Linked DNA regions of Homo sapiens: region 2 is linked to region 1. Evidence: read pairs that join two places in POLR2A ChIA-PET (ENCODE). Cell type or tissue: OCI-LY7. All regions are shown on one strand. Links, peaks and the distances in the headings refer to the core of each region. The heading gives the core; the rest is flanking DNA.

What was found. ChIA-PET counts read pairs that join two places held together with the same protein. Peaks named below come from ENCODE experiments on the same cell type or tissue, not always from the same donor. Only the 100,000 strongest peaks of a DNase experiment are listed, where the experiment ranks them.
Region 2: POLR2A ChIA-PET joins it to region 1 with 10 read pairs; 2 of 35 experiments call an interaction of 5 or more read pairs at or near these places.

What each region holds. Positions count from the first base shown.
Region 1 is chr2:161,134,455-161,138,848 of GRCh38, reverse strand. All of the region lies in intron 2 of TANK-AS1 (TANK antisense RNA 1), which reads left to right. It also overlaps a transcript of TANK not described here. Among named protein-coding and RNA genes, the nearest start is that of TANK-AS1, 24 kb to the left of the region's middle. RefSeq lists an enhancer at 1,712-2,051. In OCI-LY7, for the core only: no CTCF peak of the experiment used is centred there; DNase peaks (open chromatin) are centred at 228 and 1,978; H3K4me3 peaks cover 2,842 bases; H3K27ac peaks cover 2,678 bases.
Region 2 is chr2:160,396,885-160,401,278 of GRCh38, reverse strand. The region is part of intron 1 of RBMS1 (RNA binding motif single stranded interacting protein 1); the gene reads left to right. Among named protein-coding and RNA genes, the nearest start is that of MIR4785, 8.8 kb to the left of the region's middle. In OCI-LY7, for the core only: no CTCF peak of the experiment used is centred there; no DNase peak of the experiment used is centred there.

The DNA of each region.
Region 1 (4,394 bases), core at 71-4,070:
GGATGATCACTTTCCTCAAATTAGTGCATAAGTTTCATGAAATTCTAATCAGAACTTTTTCAGGGGAGCTTTATTTATTTTTAATCATCTAGTTAGTTATCTCTATGACTCAATGTCATAAGTGTTTAAAAGAAGTAACTAGACATTGCTCTAGGTCCCCAGTTGGCTGCTGGGCAGAACCTGAAGGCAGGTTAGACTGGGTATACAACCCCACATCTTCTTCCGGCTCTGAAGCTAACTGCTTGGAGGCACACTAGTGTGCCCACCTGTATGCATGTGGAAGTGTATCCTGGAGGGAGTGAAGAGATGGGAGTGGGTGAGTGAGAAGAAAGACCTAGCTTCTAAAAATGACTTGGTTGCTGCGTGAACATGGCCAAGTCATCTTCCTTTTTCTATCATAAGAATCTCCATCTTTTGGGATATGACATCTCTCAAATATTATTTTAACATTATAAGAATGCAGGGCAGTAGTAACAGAAAGCCCTGGATAAAGAGGTGATATGAATTTATGTTTAAGCCCTGGTTCTGCCACTTACAAGCTTGAATATGACAGCTATTATAATAATGTAACAATAGTGATAATAATTCTTGACTTTTAATCTTTTTGAGCTGTCATTTTTCCTATGATTATTCTTAAGAAAATAACTTAATGAAATATTACATGGTATTTAATGTTCATTTTTGGTTGTGAAAATATGAGGGCTAATTGATAATAGAATAAGACTAGTTTACTATAACTGTGTAAGTTTAAATGGTCCAAGGAGATGCAGCATTGTCTATAAGATTAACACTTTAGTGTAATGAAATATTCACTATCATGTGCTTTTTATGAGATGAGAAAAATACTAAACTTGAGTTAATCATTATTATTATTTTTTTTTTGAGACGGAGTTTTGCTCTTGTTGCCTAGGCAATAGTGCTGTCTTGGCTCATTGCAACCTCTGCCTCCTGGGTTCAAGTGATTCTCCTGCCTCAGCCTCCTAAGTAGCTGGGATTACAGACATGTACCACCATGCCCGGCTAATTTTTGTATTTTTAGTAGAGACGGGGTTTCATCATGTTGGTCAGGCTGGTCTCCAACTACTGATCTCAGGTGATCTGCCGGCCTCAGCCTCCCAAAGTGCTGGGATTACAGGAGTGAGCCACCATGCCCAGCCTTGAGTTAATGTTTGTATAGACACACTGGATCAGGCCAGGATCGATTTTTAAAAATATAACCAAAAAAGTATGAATACATTTTTACTTTAATTTACTTTTCAGCCTAGTAAGTTATGAACAACTTAAGCCAAATATCTTTCAGCATAATGTCAACATTATGTTATAAAAATCATTCATTGGAGAAGGCTCTCATTCCAGATATAAACTTAAAAAAATCATTGAGGTAGAGACATAAATTCTATCTTAAAAGTTAGAAAGAAAATTAAAAAAAATTTAAAATTTTCCTTGGTCTTGGCTAGGGACCCCATTATTTACTTATTTATTTATTAAATAGAGATGGGGTCTCACTATGTTGCCCAGGCTGGCCTCAAACTCCTGGGCTCAAGTGATCCTCTTACCTTGGCCTCCCAAAGTGCTAGGATTATAGGCATGACCCACCACGTCCAGCCATTTTTTAAAGGCCAAATTTCTAACTATGACGTTAACTACAAAGGCATTATTGAATCATGTCATAAATTACTCACATAGCAAGAGTAAGAGGGTAACACATCTGCAACACTTCAGTTTAAGACATCCAGGCCCCTTTCCTAGGTTAAGAATCAGTAGGAACTATTGAAATTAGATTACCTCTTCTCCAGGTTACAAGTCTTCCTTTGTAGACTATTCCTCTGTAAAGATGAAGACAGTTACACAGTTGTAAAGTGTTTTCCACAGGCTCTAACAATGCTGCTCAAACTGTCCAGAGCTCTCCCTTATGTTGAAGTGGGAACTTCCACTGAGAAATCCCCCAACTTGAAGACTTCCTTATTTGTAGCTAGCAACAGCCAATCATGGCACGATACTGAAATGAAGCAAAGACTATCAGAAAATATTCTGTAAACCACTCGTGACTGTAGCTCTGACTTCCTTTTGAAGCAAGATACTTTATGTGAATAGTTAAGGCATTTTAACAACAACAACAACAACAAAAACCCCAGGAATTGTAAACACAAAAATACTTTTGGATTAAGCATTTTATGTAAGAAAATTTAAAAGTTCAGTTTATTTGATAAGTGGCTTTTTAACCTTTAAGAAGTCGCTTTTTGACCTAAGAAGCATGTTTATAAACAGGAGGTAAAAACCAAATTTGATTATAGTTGTCTTTATGGCCTACAGAAGTCACTTGGAAGAAGCTTTGTAGTAATAAGGTTTAAGCTCAATTGCAGAGCCTGAGCTTAGGTACTCAGAAGAGAGGTGAAGCAAACAAGGCTCTTAAGACAGCTTTTCTGCCTTGAGAACTTAAGGTTCACTGTTCGTGGGATAAAAGTGTGTTCCAGCAAACTCGGGAAATGCTTTACAAATACATGTATTTCTCTTAGGTTGCTTAGAGCAAAACATCACATTTTACATGCAAACGGAAGACAGCATGTGCACCACAGACATTTTTCTTTGATATAAAATTTTAGAGCTGGAAATGTCCTTAGACAACATCTGTTCCATTTCCTTTTTATTACAGATGAGGGAAACAGGAGAAGGTAAATGCTCAATGTCACAAGTAAAGTTAGAAGCAGCGCTTAGATTAAAATGTGAGTCTTTTGAATCCAAGTGCATTTCTTTTTTTTACTGCACTACACTCTTGGCATATAAAGTTACTGAGCTGGATAAAAACTGAATTAAGCAGTCTCCTTTTTCAGCTCCTGCATTTTACAGATGAGAAGTCTGAGGCTTTACCTAAACTTCAACAGTTATTAAAAGGTCTAGAATTTAGAACTTCTGATTCTTAGTCTAGTTTGTTTTCCACTTTGAAACACTGCCCTCTCTTAAATTATATGTTAAATAAATCTGAGATATTGCTACTTATGATGAAATTATTCTATAAAAAATAATTTCAAAAGTATCTAAAATGCTGAATAAACTTATGATTAAAGGCTTCTACGTACTCATCTAACATACAATGAAGCATTACATTTCTTTTGGAACTATGGGTTTTATAACTATCTTACTGATGAAATGCTAAATATTAAATGCTATTGTGTGCAATGGAAAAATAAAACCAACCTATCCCGTGCTGTAAATATAGCAAAACAAACCAACAAAAAAGTGAGATAGCCACTAGTGAAAGGAAAACTTACTTCTTAAGAATTTACAGTTTTGAATGAGCAGAGTTTTAAAAACACAGCTTTTAAAAAAAGCAGCGCTCCTGTCTAGACTGGGAAATGCCCCTTTCTTTGGTCTCTTCATCCTGTGCCCCCTCCCTCCTCTATTTACTTTGGCATTTGAGCTTGGCTGACACCCAGGATCCTGCAGAACTGGCTACTCCAGGGTATGCTGGCCTCAATCTGGTGGGGCATTGTTTGAGAGAGGGTCCTACAGCCAAAACAGAGAAGCTACAGTTAGAGAAGCTTTTTGAAGAAATTCTGAGTACATGAAATTTAAAACCTATGCCACTAACCAGTTCTAGACTAGGCAAAATATGTGAGGCAGATGGAAGTTTTAATTTTTGTCGTCTCTAGTAGTTCCTTTTCCTATTTCCCTACTCCCCACCTTTTTCCTTCTCTTGGAGTCGTAAATCAAGTGACTAGGGCTGACAAAAATGCAGAAATTCCTTCAGAGGAGGAAGCAAACTGGTACTAAGCCAGGATTGGCAAGGGTTAGGGTATAATGACCAGGGCAGGAGTGGGATGAGCAGCTCCAAGCCCAAGTTAGAGGGTGGGAGGCAAAACTCAGGTTCCTATTCAGGGAGAGAAGAATGGCTGAGGGGAGTTACTAGTCAAAGAATGCGGACATCACTGCCCGGGGGCAGCAGGATTCTCAGGGCAGGTCTGGTCGAAAGGCCTCCCTAAGAAGAATCCTGGAAATTTTTTTTTTAGTGAAAGTGGAGAGCAAGAAAGCCAGGTCTCTTAATTGCTAACTAGGATTTAGAAATAGGTTCCCTCCTTCGGAGGGAGACCCAGGTGCCTGCGACTCTGGCCAAGTAGCTAGTTAGGTAGCCAGGCTGCATGGGGTGGGTGTTTGATTGAGAAACTTGGTTCAGATGATCACATGGACACCTACAGGACGAATTCATGCTCTAGGCACAGTATTTGTGAAAACAGCATGTTTTCCAGGCTCTACTTGCTGGTGGGCTGATGCTTCAGGATTTTATTGGCCTGTGGCCACAGCAGGGCTGATGCTAAGGGGAATTGAGACCTGCAGGGATGATAGATGCTCTTTTTCCACGACCACCCCAGCCTCTATAAATGGTGCACTGGGCAGAG
Region 2 (4,394 bases), core at 188-4,187, 740 kb after region 1:
TCCACTTTATTCATTTAAACATATGGAATTTCATAACAGTGTAATGTAAACTAGAGAAGATTATCTTTTGTTTGTCAATTGTATATGCAATACAATCTCAAAAATGTATTTTTAAAAACTGGAAGGAAATATGCCAAAATATTAACAAATGGCTTCCTCTGCTATAGAATCACAAATGACTGTTTTTTATGATCCTTTACATTTTTTTCAACCATCCAGTCTCTCTTGTCCCCCACAATGAGCATGCAGTCCTTTGGCTATCAAGAAAAAGACAGTGAAAAAACAAAACAAAACGAAACCTAGAAAATTGTATTTTTTAAATGTCTCAAAATTGTGGTGAAATTGCAAAGAATTCATTTTGAGAATTTCAATCACGCATGAAGGTACTGCTTGTTTCTAATGCCTGAGTTTTGAGGGGTGGTCCTTTCCTATTCTTTATGTATTATTTTTGTTTCCTGCAAACTCCTGTCCTACCTTTTTAGAAATCACTTGTTTCTGACAGATACTTTTTAACTTAATAACTTAAAATTTTCCTATTTTTTATACATATTTTAAATATGCCTTCTGTACTTTTTGAAACATTTTTAAGGCACAAATTTATGTACATGAGTTAGTGAGGGGGAAACGTAGCTATATATATGAAATTTCATATTCTAGATTACTTTTCAGGAGAGTAGCTGTTCTAAATATTCTAAATATAGAGGCATTATCACAATCACCTGTTTTCATTTGACTTACAGCTGTTTTGTGGACAGATAAATTTTCTCCACATTTAATTTCTGTATTAAATGTGACAAGCCAAGACTGTCCTACCTATGTTGGAATCCTTTGGGTTTATTTTATTATGAATACATATGATTGTCTTCATTGCAAACTTGCTTTTTGGCTCTTAGCTTCTTTTTTTTTTTTCCTCATATATATGTTTGTATTTTTCATTTTGTTTCTTTCGTTTTTTAAATTTAATTTAATTTAATTTCCAGTTCCGAGATACATGTGCAAGCTTTTCCCTTTTTGAAAGGGCCGTGCAGTGGGAGGTGTGGCTTCTTTAGAGGTTTCTTTAATGTATAATGGAAGAGTAAGGATTTCTGTAAGAAGTACAAGGTACAGATAATGTCAGCATTGTAGAAGCAGCTGTTAGTGTATAACCCAGGGGAGTTTTCAGTGTGTCTGGGGAGTTTTAGGTGTGCACTGCAGAGGCTGCAAAGCTCCAGAGCAAGATGGGGAGGAGCAGGGAGTGCTGAAGAGAGGGAAGGGGAAGTAGGGGCTAAGAGAGAAGAAAGCACTCTTACCTTGTTTGTTTCTTACTTTGCTAGTTGATGTATCACTTTGCAAAATTGGTTCCAGTCTCATTGTTTTGGTGCTGTGTAGGTTGGGAGCAAATATGTAGCCTCATTGTTTTGAATTGTCTTAGATTCTTAAATCTCCCCCTTTTTTTCTTAGTTATCGGTCCTATCGTCCAGCATTTTCTTTCTCTGTTCTAAGACAAAATCTCTTTGTCTCTCTCCTCTTTGGAGAACTGCCTATAAATCCTTTTTGGAAGACCATTTGTGATCAACCCAACCCTGCCAATTCAGATATTCTAGAAAGTACTTTGGCTCTATTTTGTATTCTCAGTTTTATATGTTAAATGTATCAGACCAATTCTAAGACAGTGAATAGTTCTTTTGTTTAAACTGAAAGTTTAAGAGGGGCTCAGAAACATTGAGTTATAATTAATTGAGTTGTAGGTGTAAGTGATTTAAAAAAAAAAAAAGCATACAGGAATCTTTGCGAAGTAAACTGGTGGCATGCAGGAGATAATACTGGTGCACATTAGGGGAGAAACTGGGCAGGGAAACCAGCTAGCTAGTTGTTAAAACTGCTGAGAGCTAGTGAGGACCCAAAAGAAGTCAGTTAAATTGTAGGCAGGAGGAGTGACCAAATTTTATAGATACTGAAATACAGGAAGCCCTTAAAATTGTATGCAAAATGTGCATACATTGGCTGTTTCTTTGGTAGAGATTCATAGCTTTCATCCATTTGTCAGAGGGATCTGTGTCCTCCAAAAGTTCTCGTGACTGCATTTGGAAGGAGAGGGAGAAGAACTTGAACAAAATTTCTAACTCAGGAGACAGGATAATTGGTTGCATCATGGAAGGCGACATTTCAGGTAAAAAGAACATTGATTCAGCAAAGATTTGAAGATAGAAAACATGGGCTTTATCAGGGAAGTAGTGGGTAGTTCAGGTTAGGTTGACTGCAGGGTAGAGTTTGAAGAACAGAGGTCAATAGGAGCAAGCTTGCTAAAATGGGTGAGAGCAGAGCCTGAGTTTAGAAGGTATTGTCTCAGTTGAAATAAAGATGTAAAATGTGGCAGTGTGAATGTATTAAATAGAATGGATTCAAGATATTGTGTAGAAAGAATTGACAAGATTTGGCTGGTGACTGGCTGGATGGGGAGGGGAAGGTCTCGGGAATAGACCATCGTAGGCTTCTAGTCGTAAATGATTGGGAAAATGAAAAGTTACTGCAACCTTTTTTGCTCTGGGGCTCAGTGATGAGGAAAAACCCAGCCTTTCTATTACAAGGATTTTCCACATCATCATCATCATTATTATTATTACTGTTATTATTTTGCTATTAAAATAAATTGGAGAGGGATTGTTGAATTCTGATACTGGTGTCCAGACACCAGGGATACTTAATATCCTGCAGTGTCCAGCTCAGTTTCTCATAAGGAAGAATCGTCCAGCCTAAATGGCTAATCACACACCCCTAGTGAAAACCACTTTAAGAAGTTATTTTGGTTGGGGAGATGGTTGTAAGCATTTCTTTACCACTCCCTTGAGATTACCTTGAAGTCAGAGTAGAAGCTGCCTCACATGTCTGCATGGATTTTCGTGTTTGTCCTGGATCTTCTCAAACACATTGTTATATGGCAAATTTCATTCTTGGTAATATACGTCATTCATAATTATACAGTCACCTTTAATATCTATAGTCTAACAAGTACATTGGTTATATTAAAACATCTCCCACCTCAAAGGAATATGGAAGATGGGCAGATATAGTGGTGAGTGGTTTAGAGTATTCAGCCTACCAAAATAAGAGTTTCTGGGGGAAAGGCAGTGAGTTTGGTTTGGCCATTTTAACTTGTCCACATGAATTACACATTATTCTTCCCACTTGCCATCCCAGGCAGAAATTTCTAGCAAGCAGTTAGAGAACCGGAGCTCTGGGGAAGAAGCACAGAAACTTCTCAGATTTAATAGGTGGAGCATTGGGAATGGATTAAAGCACTCCGAGGAGAGAATGTGTCAAGACAAGAGATGGGACAGACTTCGGGGAGCACAGATTCTATATTGGGCAGGAGTAGGGGGGAGCCTTAGGCAAAGTAGGAGGAAAGAAGTGGCACAAAACTGAGAGAATCCGGAGAGTGTCACAGAAGCCAAGGAGAACAAAGTTTTAAGAAGAGGTGGTCAGCTCCATTAAATGTTGCCAAGAGGTCAAGAAAGACAAAAGCCTAGTAAAGGGCCATTGGAAATACCCATTGGGAGGTCTTTGTAAACTTTTAAAACAGAAGTCTCAGTGGAGTCCTGTGTGTGTAGTGGGGCGGGAAAGGAGGGTGGAGGCAGGGGTGAGGGAAGCACATTCCAAAGGGTTTAAAGAGTGAATGAATGAAGAGGGTGTGTCTTTAGGAAAGTCAGACGCCAAAGAGAGTTTTTTTCCTGAAAATTTCAAGTGACAGCCTAGAGACAAGATTATTTCAGCATCTGTGTTTGTAGGTAAAGCAAGGTGCTAGAAAAAAGAGGGAATATTTGGAAATAGGGCTTACTTTTATGAAAGGTTGAGGCAGGATTAGTCTTACAGGAAAGGGCTCCTCAGAAGTCTTCCTGACAGTGATTACAGGAAGGAGAAAATGGGTTATGCTAGAGAAGGCAGGAAGGCCAGTGAAGCTCACCTTTTTATGAAAGCTTAGGATTCAGTAAGGAGGCGAGGTTGTCTGTTCAGATTCTATAAAATAAAAAAGATGGGATTTTCAGTTTAAGGAGTATGACAAAAGATTTGGAATAATGCTCTTGGGAATTTGGTGAGCATTCAAACAGAAATGAGTGCAAGGATGACTCAAGCAGTAGTAAGGAGCCATGGGAGTTCAGAGGTACGAGTTGGCATGGTATCCTGACCCTCCACGAGCAATAAGTAAGGGAAAGCATCTGGATAATGGGTTTATATAGGGTTTGACATTGGTAAGATGAGTATGCTCTGAAAATTGAGAGCACTGTTCCAAAGGCTAAGGAAACGTGAAATCAAGAAAGACAATGAGCTTTTGGTATAGGGTGGGGCATGGAGATTCTGATAAGATCCTTCCGCCTAGGGGAAAGTCCCCGGACCTCGGTCAGAGAGTGCCACGTGCA